Linked DNA regions of Homo sapiens: region 2 is linked to region 1. Evidence: chromatin loops called from intact Hi-C (ENCODE). Cell type or tissue: breast epithelium. All regions are shown on one strand. Each heading gives the region's core, and the rest is flanking DNA. Links, peaks and the distances in the headings are about the cores only. Region 1 has its middle 4.4 kb from the start of CD101. Region 2 overlaps LOC124904387 (a long non-coding RNA gene).

The links. Peaks named below come from ENCODE experiments on the same cell type or tissue, not always from the same donor. Only the 100,000 strongest peaks of a DNase experiment are listed, where the experiment ranks them.
Region 2: it touches region 1 in a loop (15-fold over the local background); 3 of 110 quality-filtered maps call a loop at or near these places.

What each region holds. Positions count from the first base shown.
Region 1 is chr1:116,995,906-116,998,822 of GRCh38, forward strand. No RefSeq gene overlaps it. Among named protein-coding and RNA genes, the nearest start is that of CD101, 4.4 kb to the right of the region's middle. In breast epithelium, for the core only: no CTCF peak of the experiment used is centred there; no DNase peak of the experiment used is centred there; H3K27ac peaks cover 348 bases.
Region 2 is chr1:117,135,749-117,138,665 of GRCh38, forward strand. The region is part of intron 1 of LOC124904387 (a long non-coding RNA gene); the gene reads left to right. It also overlaps the pseudogene RPS15AP9. Among named protein-coding and RNA genes, the nearest start is that of TRIM45, 15 kb to the left of the region's middle. In breast epithelium, for the core only: no CTCF peak of the experiment used is centred there; no DNase peak of the experiment used is centred there.

The DNA.
Region 1 (2,917 bases), core at 209-2,708:
TGATTTGGAACTAGAGTAAAAATTGGCTATTTAGTAGGATAGGAGACACTTGAGCTTCTTTATGGACTGAGTAAGCAATGGATGGGTGTCTGGCCCCAAGGGGATAAGAGGGATCTAGGGTCTAGGTAAAGGGAGCTTCCTGTCTCCTCTCCTCCTTTCTGCCTCTCTTTAAGGCCTATTCTGATCCCCTCCCCTAAACTTTTTTTAATCTTTATAGCTTGTTGTCAACTGACCCTCCGCAGGAAATTTAAGGAATAGCCCTTCCCAAGGAAGTATTCACTTAGAAAACAGGAGATGGCCTAGGATCCCATCTGTTTCTCTTTCTCCTCTTTTGTCAGGAAGCTAAACTCGCCCTATTTTGCACCCCATGCTTCTTTGCCTCCTCCATAGAAACCTAGTTCATGCTTTCCTCACAGGTAGGAAGAGTTGTCACCCACCTTGAAAACTTCTTCAGGATTGGTTAACTCATCAGCTCCTGGTGAAGCTGGGCCAGTGGGAAGGAAGAGCAAAGAGGCCGGGGAGTTGGGACCTGGACTTCATCCTCCATCACTGGGGCCAAGTCCCAGCTGGGCCTATGCAAGGCCTCAGTTTCTTCCTTTGTTATATGAGGGAGTTGACTGAGATCACTATGGTCCCTTCTTGTAGTGTGACTGCTTGGTGTTATACACATGCAGAGGTGAAGCTCAACTTCAGGGTCTCCCTCACATGGGCAAGTCCAGGCCCTGTGGAACGGTAATCAATTTGACCTGAGTTCAAAGAGCTCAAGTGGGATAAGGGGTGAAATAATGATCAGCCTCCTGCTGACCCCTTAGGGTTTTTTCCCCCTCCTCCAGCCATTCACTATCGTACATTCTGCCTCCTGTAAATCATGAGTAGCTAGCTAGAAGGTTTGTTAGAAAGAGCTCTGAACCAAAAGTGAGAAGGCAGCCTTAGAATCCCGCCATTTTCTAGCCATGATATTGATATACTCTGAGTCTGTTTTCTCATTTGTAGAATGGGATTAGTAATACCTACCACATAGTGATATGAGGTATTCTATAAGACTGTATATGTAAAGTGCCTTGCACAGAGCCTGATATGTAAAAGGTCCCTATTTAAATATTTCTTGGGCCTGAGTGCTTATGATCAGAGGACATAATACCTGCAATTTCTATGGTTCTGTGGAACTAATATTGGCGCATATCAACCTGAAAAAAAGAACTTTTTATTAATCTTCCAGGAACTAGAACAGAATTTTTCCTTTAGTACCTTCCTGGTTTCTTTGTCCAGTACTCTCTCCCCCCATCTGAATCAGGAACTACATTTTTACATTCCTTTCAAATGATACAATTGCAATGCAACAATTCCCAAGGTAAAAGAATAACTGTCTGTCTTGCTGGCTCTATTTTTTCTTTTCTTCTTCCTTTTTTTTTTTTTTTCTTGACAACAGAGAGCTTCTTTTTCCCCCCAGAAAAGAGGCAACATCACCCTGTCAATGTTAAATTCTGGCAGAAATGAAGCCACTGAAATGGAAAGAGAAAAAATATTTTGGCAACAGCCAGGAATGAGAAATTGCATAGCATTTACTGGGTTATATATATTCTGTGGATACAGGATACTCTCTATTATTGGCAATGATTGTCTCTGTGGTCAATGCTTATTTCTAAAATAATTCTCTTTTCAGTGCACATGGCAGATTGATTGCATTGATGGCCTCAGTTTGTTTGTGTTAATCTCTCCCTTTGCTCTATCACTTTGTAGTTCCCCTCCATAAAGAGGCAGAGTATATATTAACCCATCTCTTGCCTTTGGACTTTCATGTGGCTTGCTTTGGCCCATGGGATGGTAGTGGTCATGATGTAAGTAGAAGCTTTAAAAAATGCTGTTGTGTTTCCACTAGTTCTTTTGGACCCCTGACATTACCATGAAAATGTGCCAGTCCAGCCTGCCAGAGAGATGTGAGAGACATGTGGAAGAGAACTGAGTCATCCCAGCCAAGGCCATCCTAGACCATCCAGCTCCTGTCAGCAGGACACAGCCCCATTAACAGAGCCACCCAGCTGACCCATAGGCTTGTCAACAGAAATAAATGTTTGCTGTTGCAAGCCACCAAAGTTTTCTGATTGTTACACAGCAGTAACTACTCCATTCACCACATTTGCTTAAAGTGTTGGTGCCTGGGGGTGACCCCCAACTTCTGCAACTAAAATGGTGAATAAATTCCTGTAACTTGAGCCTCACTGATTTTATAGTTAGTAGCCTGGAGAGTTTGTTCGAAATCTCCATCCTAGGCAGACTGCCCTTTAATTGTTCCCAAAATACAATCTGCACATCCCTGACTCTGCCTCTGCCTCTGTACATTGTATTTGTCCACACTGAAATGTCCTTCTCCTTCCTGCCCATTTGCATCATACTAGATGTCCAAGGACCAATTTTAAAACCAGGCTCTTCTGAATGACTTACTGCGACTGTTCCCTGCCTTTTCAGCCTATTAATTCAGGTTATTTCTTGCCTGAGCTATAGATCGGATACCAGACCCATGTTTGCCGTATATGGCTGCTGTTTTTTTTTTTTTTTTTATCTCAGCTGTTTATTAAACTAGACCCCAAGTTCCTGGAGGGCAGGGCCCTCTTACACCTCTTTTATCCCCCAAGCCTTGCATAGTATCTTGAAAAGGGAAGTACAGGGCCTTTCACTTAAGACTTCAATATTTGTAGTTTGACCATCACTGGAGGGCTAATAGGTATCATTGCTAATGAATAAAACCAGAAGAATGGATGAGTGAATGGAGGGATGGATGGATGTATGGATGGATAGATAGATAGATAAAGTTAGATGCCTCCAGACCTGAATTTGTAGAATGTACCCCATTCTACTATAATTCTCACTAGGAAAATAAATTTTACTTTAAAATGCCACCTTTCCCCTGAAGATTTTA
Region 2 (2,917 bases), core at 265-2,764, 140 kb after region 1:
CAGGCTGCAACTTCAGCCCTCAACAGCAGGAACTATTGTCTAATGAAAGATGTACTCCAGATGGAAAATTTCTCAAGTGAAATGGATGGAATTGGTAAATCCATTGTTTTCTAAATTAGCAAATATTTGGGTATGTAATAATATACATTTATTCAAGACAAAGGCTATGATCACAGCTTTTCAAAATATGTATGCAAACGGATGAGGACTAAAGCATACACATTTTGATCATTATTAGGGAGGTGGATTTAGGAGTAATTATTTTCTCCATAAATTAAAAATCGTCAATAATTTTTAGCTTATGTACATACCCAAGTTCTTTTGCACATTAATTAAAGAAAGCTGAGAATCACCTATTTTCAGTCCTAAAGGATTCTTGGCTTATTTAACCCACTAGGTGAGTGGCCATTTTCTCTCTGTCTTCCCAGCTCCAATCAAGACAATCTTCCCACCTTCTCTCAAGAACATGCATAGGACTTTGCCAGAATTATTGGATCAAACCACCGCACCATGACACATTGACCTGGGAAAGAATTGTTTATTTCTCAACTTGATCACTCTTCTGTTTTGAACCTGCAGGCGTAATGAATGCTTGCTCTCCTCTTCCTGAAGCAAATTACTTGTATTTTTGTATTATCCCTTAAAGGGGTGGTTCTCGGGCAGGGGTGGTGGCTCATGCCTGTAATCCCAGCACTTTGAGAGGCTGAAGCAGGCAGATCACCTGAGGTCAGGAGTTTGAGACCAGCCTGGCCAACATGGTGAAACCCCCGCCTCTACTAAATATACAAAAAATTAGCCAGGCATGGCAGTGGACACCTGTAATCCCAGCTACTTGGGAGGCTGAGGCAGGAGAATCGCTTGAACCTGGGAGGCGGAGGTTGCGGTGAGCCGAGATCGCGCCATTGCACTCCAGCCTGGGCAACAAGAGCAAAACTCCGTCTCAAAGAAAAAAAAAGGGTGGGGGGTGGGGTGGGGGGTAGGGGGTAGTTCTTGGATCACTAATTGGAAGTATGAAGGCAGGAAGACTAGTTGAGAGTCTGGGGCAATTGTTCACCTGAGCGATAATGCAAATCTGGGCAGAGTCCTGCAGGCCTCTTCTTCCCATACCTGGCAGGGAGCTGGCAACATGCACATGTGGCCACACCCATGTGGTCACCCTTTGTGTTGCAGTTTCAGCTGATCAATAGTTCAATGACATTTGTATGTAGGGAGGATTGCCTGACCCTCCTACAATGGCTGTTCGGGAGGTGGGATTATTCCTTTTCTTTATCTGAGCAGATATACATCTGAAAGGCCCTGGAAGTCCTTGGAAGAACAACCTAATAACAGCTCCTGAGCATTGGGGGTTCCAATTTCCAACAGGGCTATTTCTTCAACTGAGGGCTTGCATAGCATCATGGTTGCCTACTTTTCCTGCAAATATAATATAGACCATTACTGTGGGGAAGGGTCACTCTCTACTGGAACACTTGAACCTGATGAGTCCAGTACAGCTATACCCAGCCTAAGTGCTATAAGGGCCCAGAGATTACCCTGCTCCTTGAAATCTGATTGTGTTTCCCCAGAAAAGCCCTCTTTTATGTTTACACTACGTAGCTCTAGAAGTAAATGTGTCTGTATCCCTTTTGCCTGACTGGCCAGCACACAGGTGTTTTCAGTCTTCAAGGACTACAAAAAGTTAAGGGTGAAGGAAAGAAAACACACACACACACACACACACACACACACACACCGGTTTCTATCCTGAGAGCCCCAGGACAGAAAAGATTGTAATCTACCTCTAGCCTAAAAACATCCCTAGCACTCAGCAATTTAGTTTAGTCACATGGAGACAAACTGCCCCTTTATCACTCAATTCTCCTCCTTTGAAGATTGGACCCACACTGGTTTATTTTTTATCTTTTCATGATCTATGGTCTTTTGTAACATTTAAAATAGTAACCTGTGGTTTGGGGAGGCCATTAGCCAATTCTGTTCCCTTAACAGCATCTACCTGCTGAGCCATTGTGCTCTAGTTTTTAAGTGTCCTCTGGCCTGGTTTGCTATCAGTAGCTATTTGGACAAGACTTTCTGTTGTGCCGCAGCTGTTCAAGCATTAAACATCTATTCTTGGTCAAATGGAGGGAAAAAAGCAAAGTTCATGTTTTTTCTTTTGTGGTTCCTTGATGTTCATTCGCTCTGACCACCACACGTACTTAATAATAGCTAATTTTTATTAGTTCCTTCATATATGCCCATGTTATGGATGGAACTGTGCCCCCGCCCCACCCCAGATTTATATGTTAAATTCCTGACCTCCAGGATACCTCAGAACATGACTCTATTTGAAGATACAGCCTTTAAAAAGGCAATTAGGGTCAAATGAGGTCATTTGGGTGGGCCCAAATCCAGTATGGTGGGTGTCCTCAAAAGGGGAACTCCATGTGCCCTCCCTTCCCATCCTCCTTCCGCCATCTCTACATGCTGCCATAATGGAATGCATGAACGCCCTGGCTGATGCTCTCAAGAACATCAACACTGGAAAAGGAGGCAAATGCCAGGTTCTTATTAGGCTATGCTCCAAAGTCATCATCTGGTTTCTAACTGTGTTGATGAAGCATGGTTACATTGGCAAATTTGAAATCGCTGATGATCACAGAGCTGGGAAAACTGCTGTGAACCTCACAGGCAGGTTAAACAAGTATGGAGTGATCAGGCCCAGATTTGATGTGCAACTCAAAGATCTAGAAAAATGGCAGACAAATCTGCTCCCATCTCGCCAGTTTGGTGTCATTGTACTGACAATCTAAGCTGGCATCATGGACCACAAAGAAGTAAGACAAAAACATACAGGAGGGAAAATCCTGGGATTCTTTTTCTAAGGATGTGATACATACTTACAAATAAAATGCCTCAGTGGAAAAAAAGAAAAAGAAAA